Linked DNA regions of Homo sapiens: region 1 is linked to region 2. Evidence: read pairs that join two places in POLR2A ChIA-PET (ENCODE). Cell type or tissue: Panc1. All regions are shown on one strand. Links, peaks and the distances in the headings refer to the core of each region. The heading gives the core; the rest is flanking DNA.

Region 1 (8,930 bases), core at 565-8,564, 86 kb before region 2:
GGCCTCTGTGTGCAGCGCCCGCCTTTGTCCTGGCCCAGGGACCAAGCAGGAGAGCCCAGGCGGCTCCTACACTTTTGACTGCCAGATGAAAAGGGGCGACATAAAGAGGCTGCCCGGGCCAAGCGTGGGGGCGCTTTGTGTCCCTCCAGACGGAGTTACAGACGTCTGTGAAACATCAATTACAGCTGAATAAAGACGTCTGCTCAGCCCAGACGCACCTCCTTTCAGCTGGGAGGTGTTTCCAGGCCAGGCCGGGGATGCCTTTGGCAACCTAATTTGTGACTCTGTAAGCAGCCCTGGCATTCATCACACCCAGGGAGGATGGGAACAGTCTAGGCTGGGCTGGCCCAGTGCGCAGTACAGCTCCAGGAGGTGTCCTGGAATGCGGGTGGGGGTGGGGAGAGAAAGCAGCCACTGACCTCCCTTTCCCTCTCCTCCAGGCCAGGATGGTGGGGAGGGTGCAAGCTCAGAGACACATGAATCCCCTGTATTAACCAGGCTCCCCACCCAGGCTTTCATCCATGATAAATTCGCTCCTTGCTCCAACAGCTCCTGGCTGTAACGAATTAGGGTTCACTGGTCCCTATCCCTGATGGGCTGGTGTGATGTGTTGTAAGGGGACAGGCAAAAAGAAAACCTCAGACTCAAGTCCCACGGCTACCAGAAAAGCTGAGCCCATTCCTTGACATCACTGAGTCACAGGGCCAACCCTGGCCCACCACCCTCTTGCCATGTGAGATGAATAAGGCTGCGTTTGCATTAAGTCCCTGTCCATCAATTACTTGCAGCCGGAAACAATTCTACCTGACCACACTCCTGGTTTTGCGCTTTCAGAGTGACAGAAGGGCTTGTGCCATTTAGAGCCACCTTGGGAGGAGATGACAGGGCCATGATGGGCATGAGGACCCAGGATAGGGCACTGGTTCTGGGCATGGTGAACTGGGCTGCCCCTTTCTAAATGGTGGTGGTCTCTGGGATGCCCTTGCCTCAGGAGACCTCATCCCTGGGCAGTCTTGGGCAGCAAAGGTATTTCCTGAGGACCCCGTGCACCCAGGGGCACTTGTCCTGAAACGTGCCCAGCAGGACCAGGCCAATGACCCTTTGACCACCATGTGTCAGACCCTGAACAAAAGCCAGTGAGCCACCTCTTATGGGGCTATAGAGGAGAAATGGCCCTAATAACAACCCTCTTGCTTCCTAAGCACCCATTTCTCACCCTATCTTGGATGAGGTGTGTTTAGAAGGCCCCAGAAAGCTGAAAGGAAGCCCCACGATCCACAGGACTTAGAGGCAGCCAGAGGTGTGAAGAGGATCACAGCCTCCGAGCCAGCCTGCGTAGATATAATCCTGGCTCCACTGCTCACCGGCTGGGGGACTTCAGCAAGTCAGTTGACTTCCCCGTGCCTCGGTTTCTAGACTTGCCAATGTAAGGATGCAGGCCCTGGCACACCGGGAGCAGGCGGTGGGGCTGGGGTTCCAACCTGGGGTGGCCTGCCTCCTGAGCTCACATTTGACCTACTCCCCAAAGTCCTGGGGAATGTGGAGCCTCAGTGCCCACTTTGGACCAGGACTGTGTTAGGCAATGGCCCAGAGGGAGGGGGAGCTCCCTCCTTTCCTCCAGCTCCTCCTCTCCTGGGTGTCAATCACGCCCATCAGTCCCCTGTTCCTGCTTGTGGCTGAGGCATCTGTAATGTGAGGAAGGGCCCAGGCCTGCGTGTGCCTGTGTGCTTACAAGTGCATGTTGTGTATGAGCCTGTGTGCATGTGATTGTACGTGTGTATGTGTCACAGATACATATGGTTGAGGCAGAGACCACGAACCTGCCTGATACTCTGGAGGTGCAAGACAAAGAGGGGCCACAGCCATGTCTGGATGATTGGGTGAGACCTGATGTGAGGCCAGCTAAGTAAGGCCAAGGAAACTGGGGTGGATGCCCCTGAGGAAGGAAAGTGAAGAGCAGGCTTAGCGTTGCCTTCAGCCCTGGACACTCACACGGCCAGGCCACAAGTGGTATTGTCTCAGGGCATGCACCTCCTATGACAGTGTGTACCCACTGGGGTGGGCATGTACAGCTAAGAGAATGGGAACCATCTGCTGGGGGTGGGTGACATTTCTAGGAGCTTGTAAGTAAGCCTATACCAGATCTATGAGGACATATAAGATCATTCATATTAATCCTTTTGAATAGCTAATACTTTCTTTTTTTTTTTTTTTTTTGAGACAGAGTTTCACTCTTGTCACCTAGGCTAGAGTGCAATGGCACAATCTCAGCTCACTGCAAACTCCACCTCCCAGGTTCAAGCGATTCCTGCCTCAGCCTCCCGAGTAGCTGGAATTACAGGCAGCCAACACCACGCCTGGCTAGTTTTTTGTATTTTAGTAGACACAGGTTTCACCACGTTGGCCAGGCTGGTCTTGAACCCCTGACCTCAGGTAATCCAACCACCTCAGTCTCCCAAATTGCTGGGATTACAGGCATGAGACACTGCCCCCGGCCTTGGATAGCTAATACTTTCATCTAGTACAAAAAAAGTTTTGCGGTGAGAAGTCTCCTTCATGGCCTTGTCACCCATCTGCTCAGTTCTCACCACTCCCTAAAAGATAATCACTGTTATTAGTTTCTTATGTGTCCTTCCAGAGCTTCTTTGTACGTAAACATGTACAAAGAAGAATGCATGACAATGCAAACGTGACTCTTATTTTCACACAAAAGGTGGCATAGTGCACTATGTCATGCTGTTTTTCTCTATGGTAGAGTGTCATGGGGATCTTTGCAACCTTTCTCTATCAGAGCAAGGAGATCATTCTCATTCTCTTACTCAGCTACATGGTTTCGCCTGAACCCATCCTATCTTGAGGCTCATCTGGGTGGTTTCCGACCTTTTTCACAAATGATGCTGCAACGAATAGTCTTGCACATAAGTGAGTTCTCACAGTATGAGTGTACCTGTAGGATAAAGCCCCAAAATGGGGCTTGCTGGGCCAACGCTTATATGCATTCGTAATGGTGCCAGTCTTGCCAAATTGCCCTATAGGCAGCAGGTGCTGCCCCCAACCCACAGCCTATCATTAGGATCTTAACCAGGGGGGGTCACTGATTATTTTGGTCTGGGTTTCTTTTGGAATCAGCTCTCTGTCGGAGATCGAGAAGGGATTTCCTTCTGCAGCATGCTGGCCTTCCCCCTTCCTCCAGCCCTGGTCCAGGCGTACACTAAGCCATGCACACATCTTGGCTTAGCCAGCAGCGAAAAGGCCTTTCCAACTTTCCTAGCCCAGCACATCTGTGCAGGGGTCTGCACAACCACACACAGAAGCCCTGTTCATGCTTGTGACTGTCTCCCTTTCTCTCCTGCCCCTTCTCAGAAACAGTCAATAAGGATGGAGCTCCTTTGCCCCCAAACCCCTGCCACCACCACACAAATACACAAAAATCCCTTCTGAAAAAACTAACAGTAGAGCCCTAAAGGAAGAAGTACATCTTTCCATGTTTACTATTCAACAGATCCATGAGAGCCTACTGTGAAGCTGGCACCTGCTAAGAGCTGCAAATGTGACCTTTGATGTTGGCCAAGTCTCTTGATATTCAGGCCCAAGTGCCCTCTTGAGTAAGAAGGCGTATGGACTCTGAGGATTCCAAGTTTCCTTCTAGCTCCAATGACCTACCACCCCCAAATTGTGCTGTCATTGCATGTATATATCAATGGAAGAAGGCTTGGAAACACTTCCACAGGCTGACAAATCATGGCACTTGTTTGCAAGAATGGCTTCAAAGAGATCAACCCGGAGAGCCCTTTGCAAGCTGGTGAAGAGTTTTGCACATGCGTGCGTGTGTGGTGTGTGTATGCATGTTCAGTGAGGTCTCCCATGACCCCCTGCCAACTACATGAAGGCTAGGTTTTGGATCAGCCAGTCCTTGTTGGAAATCCTGATATGACCACTTGTGAATTGTGTGAAATTGTGCCTCTACTTGCCCCTTTATGGAAATGGGCATCTTCACATTTCTCTCAGGTGGCTATTGTGAAAATTGAATGAGATCTTTTAAAGTGTGGGCACCTAGCAAGTGCTCAGCAAACATGATCTGATTTCCTGGGAGTGTCCGAAAGCCAGCTTGTGGGCTGCCACGCAAGGGCAAGCCAGGGTCAGGCTTGGAGGCGGACCGGCTCGGTGCCCCCCAGCCAGGCTGCTGGTGAGTCTGGCGCCACCGTGAGCAGGGGCCCTGCGCTCTCCCTCCTAGGCGTCTGGACAGGCCGGGGAGGCAGACGAGGCAGGCGAGTGACAGCTGGGAAGGTTTAATTGCTCCTCAGTGGCTTGGGAGCACCTCCCTCCCTTGCCAACGATCTGCATTTCAATGTGAGAAGAGTGGGAAGTGGGATGCTGCTCAAAGGGGTTACAATGATTAATCATTTAAAAAGCAAGATCTTAATTACAGGCCGCAATTTTTGCTATTTAAGGAGTCCATTAGTTGCCAGAAAGAAGAAGAAAAAATTATCACAGGTTATTCTCCTCAGAAAGTAGGGTGGAGGGGGGAGGGACAGCAGGGGAGGGAATCAGCTGCTGCTTCAGATGGAGTGGGGGGCAGGGGTCCTACCCCAGGAAGGGGCCTGGGCAGGAGCAGGATGGGCCCTGCCTTGGTGTGTGGGCAAGGGAAAAAGCTGTTCAGAGGCCCCTGTCTCTCCCCAGCTTGGGCCTGCCTGGAATCCCACCTGTGGGTGTCCCGGGAGGCCTCCTCCTGGGCGTGGCAGCTGGTGGTCGGCCCCTCCCCACCCCCACTGACCCCTGACTCCACCCTGCTCAGGATGCAGGGTTAATTGCCAGGCCCTCCCCTCTGACCCCTCTGTGGATTTTAGTCTTGTCTGGTCTCTCAGCCCCTAGGGTATACAAAGGGGACTGGTGGGGCAACAGTGTTAGGAGTCAAATAAAAACAACCAAGCTTTAGTGGATTAATTGACTGATCCTCAGGGGGCTAACAGGTCAGAAGATCAAGGGCTAGCTTCCCTACCCTGGCCACCTAGAGGTCAGGGCACACTTCTGCCTCAGAGGAGGGCACTGCTGCCCACCCAGGAGATCCAGATCTGAGCTCCAAGCCTCCTCCTGAGCCCTGGCTGGCGGCACGCTGGATCCTAGAAAACAGCCCCAACGAAAAAGGGGGCCCCACCAGTGGCAGGCTGGTGCCGTGCGGTCAGAGACCATTCCTGGGGCTCATCCTGCAAGGAATGCCAGAAACCCCAATCCAGATTGCAGTGTGCCTGATGCTACAAGTGCCGACGAAATCAATAACTTGGATGAGTGAAAAAATGAAAAGTGTGAGCTGGAACCAGGCTTCAGGCTATCCTTATTCCTATGATACCATATGTTCAAAACATGCTTGCAAGCAAGTTGCAAAGTTTACCAGCCTACCTAGAGGAAGGGTTTATTCCCCGCCAAGCCTCCTCGATATTGGGAGTAAAATAAATGAAATCTCCTCTATAAACAGTCCCTCCTGCCAGGCGGATTAAATGGCTCTGTGTGTGTGAGTCTCTATGAGCCTCATCTGTTCTAACATTTAGGCCCCCAGAGGGCAGGCTTCTAAATTGGATTGAATGATAACCCTAGGGATTTGGGGGAGTGGGGGAAGAGAAGACCCTAAGCACAGACTGACAACCTGGGTTGGAAATCAAAATAACCCAACTGATTTCTTGGTGACTGTACCTTTGTCCCTGCCTCCTCCATCCTCAGACCCACCTACCATACTGCTGAGGGGAGGAGAGCGTCTGTGTCTTTAATTGCCCTATTGCCACCTCCTGGGGTGTGAGCTGCACAAACCTACCTCTAGCTTCTTCTGGTCCCCCTATCGCCCCCACCAATGCTGATTAATTACAGGGTTAGGCACCCAAAACAGGCAGTGACCAGTGCCTTTCACTGATCACTGCCTTGAAGCCACGGTAATCAGCAGTTTTAGCTTGTCGCTCTCTTGACACTCTACTTAGATCAGGAAATGGCAAACGTGATGGAAATAAGGACTTTATTAACTGTTTCCTCCTTTCCTAGTGATGGGGTGATGGGCAGGTGGGGAGCTGGGATTGGAGGATCGAGAGGGGTGTCGGACATTTGGAAGCCTTCAACCGGTTGCCACCCGGGCAGGTGATGTGCAGACCCCGGAGCGACCGTGGAGCATAGCCCGGGACTTGCTGGCCGCACCTCCACGCACGGATCTCTTGCGCAGGTCATCCAGGCCTCTCATCTGCCACTGGGGATGGGATCCCGGCTCCGCCTGCCTCTGAGAGCTGACAAACATCTGCACCAGGGAAGGTGCTTTAACCCCAGGGAGTCCCCAAGGGCTTCTGGGTAGCAGGCCATCCTCTCTTCTGGTAGGGCCTGTGCCCCATCTCGGCTGCTGGCCCCTGCAAATCTTTTGTGAAGATTAGGAAAGGGCGCCCCCTTGGGGCAGATGCAGCCCTCGCAGGGCACAGAGCTTAGGAATTGGGGGAAGGCCCGATTTTAGCCCAGCACAGCCCCTCAGGGGCCTGTTAAAGGTGCTGTCAGGTCCTTCCTTCCCTTCAGTCTTCACAACAGCCCCTAAAACAGGCAGGTTGGTATCTGACACATGCAGAAACTGACGCTCCCTGTTCCAGGGTGCTCTCCTGCAAAGGGCCTCATGAGGCCTAGGACCTAGAGTCTCATATCTCCCAGGTAGACACCCCGGCAAGCTGCCACAGCACCCCCACCCCACAGAGACTTAGGATGGCATCAGGACCCAGTCATGAAGGGGGGCAGGTGACTCCCAGGCAACCCAGCCACCACCTACTACCTTCCCAGGGGGTGGCAGGCGGCAACCAGAACCTAGAGCCCCTGCCGCTACCCCCGCTGACACAGAGCACCCTCAGCTGCCCCGTGTAAGCCACTGAAACCTGGCTCCAGAAGCACATTAGAGGGTCCCAGCCACCACCATGGTCTCTGACCGCACGGCACCACATACCACAGACCCTGTGAGACCCAGGAACCCAAGCAAGACGACATCGTCTTGCCTGTACACAGCAAACTTCCCCGCCCTGGAGCTGGCCTACTGCCCCCCGCCCCTTTCTGCTTTTCCAGTAGGGTCAGTGGCTTTCAGGCATTGTCCCAGGAGGGTGGGGGCTGGAATCCTCACCAGGAGAACCCCAGCACCAGCCCCGGCAATGACTGGATGCCAAATGCTTGACTCCTTTTTTCATTTCTATCATATCCACAAATATGTATTGAACCAGGCACCAGGCCCTACCCGAGTGCTTGGGATCCACCAGTGAAAACAACCAATACCCCTGCAGTCTCAGAGCTGACATCCGAACTTGACTCAAAAGCATGAATAGGTGGGTCGGGATCATGGTTGGCTTCATGCCTTTGCTCAAATGTCACCCTCTTAATGAGGCCTTCCCTGGCCCATTTGCAATGGCGGCCCCAGCACACCCTGTTCACCTTCCTGCTTTATTCCTCACCTTCAGCTCATCTCTATGATGTACTTATTTATCTTGTTTATTGCCCACCTCCTCCACCAGAATGTCAGCTCTGTGAGGCAGGGATGGTCATGTGTTTTGTTTAGAGCTGTATATCATGATGCCTGGATCATCATGCTCAATAAAGGGGCTCAATAAAGGTTGTTGAATAAGTGAACACTCAGCCTTGCTTCACTGACCGGCTCCTTCCTGTGCGGCCTCAGTTCCTCTCTCAGTTCCTCTCCCAAGCCCCACCCACAGGTGCTCCCCTCAGGCTGTAAGGTTTGCTCCGCCCTCCTGGCTCCACCCCTCCCTATGCCCAGGATTAGTGGGAAGCCACAGTGGCCTTGGGAAGAGCATGGGCATCTGGGTGCCCTAGACCTCACCCAGGCCACTGACCCTGATCTGCCCACTGGGCCTGCCTGACCTGGTGCTGGCTTTGTGCCCACTGCCCCAGCTGTGCCCTCCCTCTTCCTCCCCTCCCTCCTCCCTGACACAGCAGGTGGACAGAGCCTGTGCAGCTCTAGCTGCATTGCCTCAGGGGGCAGCTTTCTAGCTTCTGGTGACCTGCCACCCTCTCACTCCCCTCTGAGCTCATGGCACAGTGGACAGCTACCAGCCTGGCTCACGGCAACCTCCAGCTCCTGGGCTCAAGCGATTCCCCCTGCCTCAGCCTCCCAGGTAGTTGGGGCTATAGGTGTGCACCACCACACCTGGCTAATATTTAAAATTTATTTATTCATTTATTTATTTTTTTGAGACAGAGTTTCGCTCTCGTTGCCCAGGCTGGAGTGCAATGGTGCGATCTCGGCTCACTGCAACTTCCGCCTCCTGGGTTCAAGTGATTATCCTGCCTCAACCTCCCGAGTAGCTGAGATTACAGGCACCTGCCGCCACACCTGCTAATTTTTGTATTTTCAGTAGAGACAGGGTTTTACCACATTGGTCAGGCTAGTCTCGAACTCCTGACCTCAAGTGATCTGCCTGCCTCAGCCTCCCAAAGTGGTGTAAAAAATTATTTTAGAGACGGAGTCTCGCTATGTTGCCCAGGCAGGTCACAAACTCCTGGGCACAAGGGATCCTTCCACTTCAGCCTCCCAAAGTGCTGAGATTACAGGATTGAGTCACTGCACCCGGCTTACCATTTTCAAGCATGTTGACATTCAGGATTGGGCCTGAGCCCCTGAAACCAGCATGCAGGTAGCCAGGGCAGGATTGCAATGCCCATTTTACAGAGGCGGGCCCAGAACTCACAGAATGAGGCTCATACATCTCATACCTGAGGCTTGGACCCAGAGCTAGTCTCGGAAGGTTCTGGAGCCCTTTGGGCTGGGACACAGTCCCTGCTGGGATCAGGGACCCGATGCCACCCTCTGGTGAGAGAAGCAGCCCAGTTTCTCCCTGCCCATCTCTGAAGATCCTTGCAGTTTATTCACCAGTTCATTCAATTCTCATTTTCCCAGAGACAGTACATGTCACAGA
Region 2 (8,930 bases), core at 459-8,458:
GGAGGCTGCAGAGACGCCCACAGACAGATCAAAGAGGCCTGTTCTGGGGCACGGAGTGGGGAGCAGAGTGAATAGGATTTCCCAACAACTTCCCATTTCAGAGGGGGAAAAACGTCATAAATCTTGTCTAGAGCGGGTGCTGTGTGGTGCATTTTTCTCAAAATATTTTTTTCAGGAAGCTGCTTTCTAGGTTATTATTTTTTGTGGGGGAGGGGATAAGAAGGAAGGGGTAGGGGGGCAGTGGCTAGGGAGAGGGCGATCCTGGGACTCACAGGAACCTCACTTCAGAAACCTTCCTTTCTGCTAAACCTGTCTGCAGCCCCACAACTTCCAGCCGACCCTGCGCCCTTCCCCTTTCCGCTCACCCAAAGTCCTCACCTCTGGGCGCTTCCCACTGCCCCACAACCCTTTGCCCGGGATGACTGAGTCCTGCCTCCCACCCGCAGTGGGAGCGCACCTCTCATCCCGCCCAGCGGCAAAGGGAAGCCCCAGCTGCCTGAGCTGCCCAAGGGGGCCGGGCAGGGATGCCCCAGCCCCCTCTCTCAGTCCAGCCCAGCTCCCTGACGCTGCCCTGGCCGAAGCCACCGCCCTCACTCCCTAGCCCTCGCTCCCCAGCCTCGCCGAGACACAGCGGGCAGTGGCACTTACGGACCGGGAAGGGGGCCCGGGCCCCAGCGAGGCAGCGGCGCGGGTGGGGCGGCTGTGGGGACCGCGGCTCCGCCACCCCTGATCAGGCGCGTTCCCGGGCTCAGGCCCAGCTCTAGCCGCCCTCCGGGCGCCCCTGCCCCGGCGAGCGCATGGCAGACAGCTGCGGGAGGCAGGCACGGCAGTGGCGGAGCGGGGGCTCCTGGCCGCGCGCCGCTTCTCTGGGCTCTGAGCGGCTCCCAGCGCCGCCTTCTCGGGCGGGCACGGCCCGCAGTGACGTCAGCGCGGCTCCCCCCGCCCCCCCCTTCACCCCGACCAGTGCGGAATGGAGGCGGCGGAGGAAGGCTGTGAGGGGCGCCCAGCCGTGTGCCTTGGCCTTTCCTCCCCACGCCCCGCTTGCCTCCCAGCTTTTCCCTGGGAGTCGCAACGCCATTCGTCCCCCCTCTCCTCCCCGCGCTGCCAGACTCACTCGGAGCCACCAACGACCTGGGAGGTGATGGCAAGCAGCGGGTTGGAAGCCTCGCTGGCAGCTCCAGACTTAGGGATCCGAGCTGCTTTGGGAAGAATGGAGAGCTGAGGGCATGAGGGTCGTCCACCTCCTGGCTGAAAGGGGGCGTCTTATCTTTCCCCCCAGCACAGGTGTTGGTTAGGCTGGGGATATCCACGCTGGATTGGATGGTCCCGGGGCTCCCGTGTGAGCTCAGAAGGGATCTTTTATCTCGGGAAAACGTGTCCCATTCGGAGCTGGGGATGCCCTCTAGGCTGGGTCCTGCTTCTTCAAGACCCAGAGCAGCCCTGCGGCCCTCCTACCCGCCATGTGCCCGAGGCTGTTCACCGGCAAACTCGCTGGGCCGACTGCGCCCCAGAGCCGCTGTCCAAATGCTGAATCTGGCCTCCCCTGGGCTGGCTCCCGACGTCCCGCTGCCTATGGCTCCGCGTTTCCCTCAGGGGCAGGCAAGGGGTTCTGGGACGCACAACGCGGAGGCCCCAGGAAACTTTGGGGCTCCAAGATGACATTGGAAAGCTTCAGGATAGGGGGCGATCGGTCGAAGGGAGACAGAAGCCAAGAGAGCAGGCAGAGCAGCGCGCCTGGCACGCCGAACCACGCGCCCTTGATGACTCGCCCCGGGTCCCCTCCGCCCGCCCGTGTGTGTTTCTCCCACTTCCACAGTAGGGGAGGTCCCTAGGCTGAACTTGTCAGCGGGTCTCACCATTCATCACGAGCCAGACAGACAGGCCAAGTTCATGAGCAATACTGTTAACCCCTTGCAAGCCAAGCACCTCTCACAGGAGGAAGCCTCCTGGCCAGGGAGCGTTCTCTAAGGTTCCAGAGGCACTGCCTCCCAGGAACGTGGCAGCCACCGCTCCTTTCTTCTTTTCGGCTCGTCTCCTAACCATTTATTCCGTCATTTTATTTACACTTTTGGTTTCCACAGTCTTTCAAGTTCCTTCTCTTCTAAGTTAGTTTGATACCAGTATAACTGACTGCCTTTTAAATGTCTTCTTTTCCTACGTTGTGGCTGTGTTCATTGTGGAAACATTAGAAAATTTTGAAAAAATGAAATAAAATAATAATTGGCCCTATATTTTACACCTAGAGGCCTGACTTTAAAATACAAACTATATATTCTCATAGAAGAACCTAGATTGCTGGTTGTGCGGGGTGGGGAGTGAAGAAGGGGTGGAGAGAGAGAACCCAGTCTTTCTGAACTGGATGGGGAAGGAAAAACAAAAGCTCTGCGAAAGGGCTCAAAGAGGGAGCCCTATCCTCCTGTTAGAGGAGCCAAGGAGGGAAGCAGCGCCATGTAGGGCTAGACACAGGGGCCCAGACACCCCCTCCACTCACTGGTTCCTGTTCTAGCTCCAAAGCCCTAGGGAAGCTTCTCCTGGCCTTGACCGTGTGTGTGTATGTGTGCGTGTGTGTGTTGTGGGGGGAGGTGCTCTCTGCCCTGGGCGAAAGCTCAGTTCTGCTCCGGAACCCCAGCCATCTCCTGGAGAACTTTATCTGATTCTCCTTGCGGTCTGGTAGACTTGGGCCACCCCCTCCCCCATTTCCTATTGAATTCCTGGCGTCTGGTAGCTGGCGGCAACTAGGGCGACCTACCAACTTTTCCCCTGGGCATTTTCTCACTCCCTTCACCCCCCAGTGCTTTCTTTTCTTCTCCCAGCGCTCCTTTTGAAAGGAGGCACCCAGGCCGAGAACGTGTTCTGCAGTTTAACTACTTCCAAATTCTTTGTTCAGGTCACCCCGGGACTCCATTGTCCGCTATTGAGAGCGCGGGCAGGCCGCCGGGTGCGCCTCTGCCGTGCAGGCCTGAATCCATTAGGCCACCGATCCGGCCCCTGCGGCCCATTGACGCGCCTCCCTCGCCCGAGCGCCTGTGGCCCCCCTCCCTTCCCCTCCGCTCCCACCCTCAGCTGCCTTTTGGACTCCGCGGTGGAGTCACAGAACGCTGCGGGTCCGCCCGCGGGGGTTATTTGGGTCTCGCTCTGTCTTGAGGGGCTGGTCACGGTGCAGCCTCGGATGATTCTTGTGGGCTGTGTCCTATCCTGCAAGCCTCTTCCGGGGTGCTGCCCAAATTCTACTGCTTGGCTGCTGGGTACTACTTGGACCTGCAGGGCAGATTTTGTGGGGGCTGCAGCCCCAAACTCAGGAATGGGGGTGGGGGAAGAACAGCCAGCAACATCCTTCCTCCAGCTTCTCCAGCTTTCCAGCTGCTCCCCCACAGCCCGGATTTCTGTTCCTCTCTTTCCTCCAGGCCTGCGCCCTCGAGCTTCCAGTAGGGTCAAGCCTCTCCTGAGCTGGGGGAATGAAAGGGGGGCCATCCAGTTTCAGGGGGTAGCACAGCAGGGAGGGCCGGCCGGTTCCTGCCCCAAACACGCGCTCATGACGCCCTCGAAGGCTGGTCTCCTCAGGAGGGTGACTTTCCCCCAGCTCACTGGAAAAGAGGCAAGAGTCGCTCTGGCCTCAGATGCACGTTCCAGGCTCCCAGGGTGACAGGGTACGGCTAGGGGGAGGAGGCTCATCCGCCCCTGAAGCCTCCTCCTCTCCTGCCTCAGGACTCAGGGAGACGCAGAGCTTGGGAGTCCCCAGGGGGCTCAGCTCTGAGGTGCGTGCCTGGGGAAAGTCGAGGTTCAGAGGAGCAGCGCCCCCAGAGCCAGTGTCCAGAAAAGTATGGCTTGCCGTTGCGTATCTTTTTCTCGGCGCCTGAAGGTTCCCTAACCCCGTAGCGAGCCTGTTCCTCCTGCTGTGGGGTTACTGGGTCACTGAGTCCAGGGCGAACATCGACGCCCAGCCACGGGGCTTCTCGAAATCACTCGGGCCTCTGCTGGGGCCCGCCTTCTCCAGTCTGAGAATCGGCCAAACCCTTCCCGGAAGCTTAATTCCAGGAGAGAGCCGTGGAGGAGCCACGGAGGCCGGCGCGGGTACCAGGAACGGGGGCGCAGGGAAACTTGGCCGGAGAAAGGGTGCGGATGGGGGTGCAGGGCGCAGAGGCGCAGGCTGGATGGTGGGCGCCACTCCCCGCCGGCCGAAGAGGGAGGGAGGGAGGGAGAAGAGGAACGGGTGGTCTCCGCCGCACCTTCCCTGACAGCTTGGCCAGGACCGCGGGTCGCGGGGCGCGGGGCGCCGGACCTCGTGGAACCGCCGCGGCCTGGATCGGCTGCGAGGAGCCAGCTAGCGCCCCCTGGCGCCTCCGCCGAGCCCTCACAATGCCGTCGCCCAGTCCCCCATCCCGCCGGATTCCAGACCTGAGGCTGAGGAGGCTGGTGTCCGCGCACCCCCGAGACCTCGCCGGACTACGCCAAGCCTCTTAGAGGACGTAGGAGCTCCTGAAGGTCTCCCACGCTCCAACCCACGGCCTCCGCTCGTCCTGCCCACCCGCCCCGAGTGCTCCAGTCGGCGGTGCTGACCTCGCAGCTCTTCCGCCCCATAAGCTTGGCTCTGCGCGCTGTCCAACAGCGCCCTCTGGTGGGCGTTCCGGGGAGATGCAGGTGAGCGCGGCTGAGGCTGCCACCGATGTCGAGAACGGCTCGGGACCCGCGCAGCGCGGGCGGTGCTTGGGCACCTGCCTGGCGGTTTGTGGCTAAGTGTAGGGGACGAAGATGCAGTAATCTAAGGAGAGCTGGGCACCTCTTTGCCTCTCAACCACTACAGGTCAGGAAACAGAATGAGGGACAGGGTGAAATCTCACCTCCTCTTCCACCTAAGACTGGCACCTCTGCTATCTTGGCCTCCTTCAGGAAGGCTTTCTGGAGACTGAAGCGGACGGGGCAGGTTTGGGACCTTACCCTCGATTCTTGCAGCCTGGCAAGAACCCTGCCTTCATGGCAGGTCCAGTCCATTTGCAGCTTTGCCCTCCCCATCTCAGTGGCTTTCTTTTCCGCCAGGGTCCCTCTCATATCTGCAGGGCCTCAGAAAATTAAGAAATAAAAGCCCTTTCTCATCAGATCCGGAGATCCCTTATTCCAAGGGCAAGGTGGGAGATGGGCAAGAGGTAACGATGAGATGAGCGAGCAAGGCCCGGGATTTGGAAGGTCTGGAGATGTTTCCCCAGGCTCCCAGCCCCGTGACATGAGTGTCCTTTCAGGCTCAGCATGGTGTTCTGTCTTCAGTCTGGCCACGCATTTCGATGGCTTTTTGACATTCATTCACTTATTCATTCAACATATATGTGCTGAGCTCCTGCTATATGCCAGGCACCGCTAGGGATAAAGCTCAGAAAGGGTAAGTAATGTGCTCAAGGTCACACAGCTGGAATCTGCCGGAGCCACAATGCAGCCCCAGCCACTCCAGCCCTACCTCTCCCCTCTCACCTGGATGACTTCAGAAGTCTCCTAATTGGGGCTCCACCTCAGAACTCAGCCCCCTCCAATATGGCATCCACACTGCTGGGGAGAGAGCTTTGTAAAAGGCCAATCTGATCATGTCTCTTCCTTGCTTGACAAGGGTCTTCTGGCTCCAAGAGAAAGCCTCGAGTCCCTCACAGGCATACAAGCTCCCCCTGAGACTTGTCCCCCTGAGAGCCTTGTTCCCATTTTCAGGAACCCGACACTCCAACCATCCCAGGCATCTCTCATTTCCTTAAGGCCCAAGCTCTTGCACCCCTCCCTGCCTTTGTGTGACCCTACAGTGTCTCTGCCTGGAATACTCCTCCCTCTGGGGTGTCTTTCAGATTCTCGGTGAATGTCACTCCTCCATGAAACTTTCTGACCTGAACATATCCATCGTGGCCTCTTCCTTCACCTAAAGACTGGATGGGCCTAACTGGCCATACTTCTATGTCCTTCATCCTCCCTTCCCCGCTGACAACTAATTAATTGAAGCTGGCATGGCCACTGACCCCCGAGGGCTAATCCCTGGTCTGGCCTGAATGTACCAGGGTCTCTCCTGAGCACTGAAGTGAGACCTGGACTGGGAAGGTGTGCAGTGAGCAGGGGGAGCTCAACAGCCTCTGGAGTCAGTGCTGTGGTCAGGTGATAAGGGGACAAAGAAACTGGGAAAATGGAGCAGGCGAGTCAATAAACTAGCGGAGAAAAGGCCATGGGACTGGCAAGAGATAAAGGGCAAGAGAGAGACTTTCTCAGATGGCTTATGCCCTGCCCTAGCAGGAGTCTTACTCCTTTCCTCTGGCCTGCTTTGCATAGGATTCTGTCCTCTGCTCCTGCCAGCCCTCTGACCCCAACCCCCTTCTGCCAAGCCCGGCCCTTTTTCTCTGTGTGCCTTCCCGCCTAAGCAGCCCCTGGGCTGTACTGCAGGACATCTAGCACGTCTCATGGTGGCCAGCCTCCTGAAGGGCTGGCACCATTCAGAACTGGCATAATTCAATTTCCCCAGAGCCAGCAGCAGGCACGCCACCACGTGGCAATTGTGACAAACACAGTTTGCAATCCATTTGGACGCCAGCTCAGAATGATGAGTTTATTGATTAACGTTTAAAATGTTTTAGGATTTGCATTTTTCAGATTTGTTCACAGGGTGAGAATTTGCTAACAGTTAACGATTACCGAGTGGGTATGCTGTGCCAAACACGACTCCAAGCACTTTGTTATTAATCTTCACAGCTGTGCTTATGCCAGAGCTGCTCTTACTATCCTCACCCGGCAGATGGGAAAACCCAGGCACAGAGAGGTTAAGCAATTTGCCTCAAGTCTCAGCTAATCAGCAACTGAAACAGGATGAGAGCCCAGAGTCCAAATTCCTAGACTCTATGTTACACTGCCTTTTAATAATAGTTCAACGCACCACTGCACTCCAGCCTGGCGACACAGCAAGACTCTGTCTCAAAATAATAATAATAATAGTTCTATATTGTCCCATTCCTGGTTCACATAATCCAAATGTCCATAAAAGAAGCCAGCCAGTGCTTATCAGCAGACTCTATTGCAAGCCTCTTTCTTTCTTTTTTTTTTTTTTTTTTTTGAGATGGAGTCTCGTTGTGTCACCCAGGTTGGAGTGCAGTGGCACAATCTCGGCTCACAGCAATCTTCACCTCCCAGGTTCAAGCGATTCTCCTTTTTAAAATGCCAATCTGATTGTGTCTCTTCCTTGCTTGACATCTGTCGGTAAGGGTCTTCTGGCTCCAGGAGAAAGCCTCAAGTCCCTCACAGGCGTATGAGCTCCCTCTGAGACCTGTGCCCCTGAGAGCCTTGTAATCCCCAGTAGCTGGGATTACAGGCACCATCACGCCCGGGCAAGCCTCTTTCAACTCATCTGCTTCCCCCATATGACTGTGAACCCATTGAGGGGAGGAATGCTGTCTCAATTATCCCCAAACTCCCGGCTCCTGACACAGAAGACACAGTCAACATTTGGTGTATTGAAAAATGGCAACTTCCAGACATAAGAAGCTGTGGAAACACCCAGCATGTTTCTATATGTTTTCTTTGTTCCCATGGCAAATTCTGGCATCTCTCTGAAAGAGACTGCAACAAAAGCCTTTGAATTTTTCCACACACAACGCCCCCACACAATGTACCCTGGGGCAAGTTTTGGAGAAAAAAAATCTAGGGTTCCTATGGACCACAAGTTTATCACAAACAAACAATTTGGTGGCAAGAGTGCTAACAAAGTTAGTTAAATGCCAACCTGTACTGTACAAACTAGAAAAGCAAAACTACTTTACCTAGATGCTCTTCAAACTAGTATTCTGGATATGAATTAGATGCACTAATTAGAAGCAATTTGCAAGGGGAAAGTGAGGCAGGGGCCATCTTCCAGCTGCCTTTAAGCAATGCAGTGGAGATGTGGGGCTTTTCCACCAAGATGCTCCAGCATGCAAGTCTTCTGCTTCCTGATAGTCTAGAAGCAATGTCATAGTTGGCAGTGGTGACGACTTTTTTTTTTTTTTTTTTAGACAGATTCTCGTTCTGTTGCCCAGTCTGGAGTGCAGTGGCACAATCTCAGCTCACTGCAACCTCCGCCTTCCGGGTTCAAGCGATTCTCCTGCCTCAGCCTCCCAAGTAGCTGGGACTACAGGCGCACACCACCACGCCCAGTTAATTTTTCTATTTTTAGTAGAGATGGGGTTTCACCATGTTGGCCAGGCTGGTCTTGAACTCCTGACCTCAAGTGATCCACCTGCCTTGGCCTCCCAAAGTGCTAGGATTACAAGTGTGAGCCACTGTGCCTGGTTGTATGATGACTTTTTGATCCCTGGACCACAACCACAGCAGTGTGTTCTTGAAGTCAACAGTTCTATGGGACGGCTCTTAGTTTCCTACCTCCCAGGTAGTGACGGAAGTGGTAGCTCTTGCAGCCGGCCGGCTACTGTGTTCTGGGTGTCATTCCTGCAGACCTAGTCCACAACTACTTTTCTAGCCATTCCAACAATTTTGTAATCGCCTAATTCCCTATATTAAGTTCCTTTCTGCTTAAAACATCAGCATTGTTTTTAGTTCCTACACAAATCCTGGTTGATATTGTGTTTTTCCTTCCTTTGTTAATTTCCCAGACACTTCTTGGATATGTGGCGCAGATCAGGCAGTGCACTGGGTGCTCATACCAGGAGACTGGTAAACAAACAGCTCCTGGCCGGGCGCGGTGGCTCATGCCTGTAATCCCAGCACTTTGGGAGGCCAAGGCAGGTGGATCACCTGAGGTCAGGAGTTCAAAACCAGCCTGACCAACAGGGTGACATGGTGAAACCCTGTCTCTACTAAAAATACAAAAATTAGCCGGGCGTGGTGGCGCACACATGTAATCCCAGCTACTTGGGAGGCTGAGGCAGGAGAATTGCTTGAACCTGGGAGGCAGAGGTTGCAGTGAGCCGAGATCATGTCACTGC

The links. Peaks named below come from ENCODE experiments on the same cell type or tissue, not always from the same donor. Only the 100,000 strongest peaks of a DNase experiment are listed, where the experiment ranks them.
Region 1: POLR2A ChIA-PET joins it to region 2 with 10 read pairs; 5 of 35 experiments call an interaction of 5 or more read pairs at or near these places.

What each region holds. Positions count from the first base shown.
Region 1 is chr15:89,440,367-89,449,296 of GRCh38, reverse strand. No RefSeq gene overlaps it. Among named protein-coding and RNA genes, the nearest start is that of RHCG, 52 kb to the left of the region's middle. RefSeq lists enhancers at 62-656, 3,658-4,512, 7,387-7,536, 7,002-7,681, 7,682-8,361. In Panc1, for the core only: CTCF peaks have their summits at 6,213 and 6,429 (motif pointing left); a DNase peak (open chromatin) is centred at 6,480.
Region 2 is chr15:89,354,454-89,363,383 of GRCh38, reverse strand. It overlaps MIR9-3HG (MIR9-3 host gene), which reads right to left and starts at 1,805. Exons shown (of 6, transcript NR_190310.1): 1 at 1,115-1,805. LOC124903549 (a long non-coding RNA gene) reads left to right here and starts at 4,718. Exons shown (of 2, transcript XR_007064750.1): 1 at 4,718-4,801. RefSeq lists silencers at 4,105-4,154, 4,215-4,274, 4,332-4,626 and an enhancer at 4,335-4,614. In Panc1, for the core only: CTCF peaks have their summits at 4,360 (motif pointing left), 4,562 (motif pointing left), 6,299 and 6,501; a DNase peak (open chromatin) is centred at 4,573; H3K4me3 peaks cover 1,961 bases; H3K27me3 peaks cover 2,509 bases.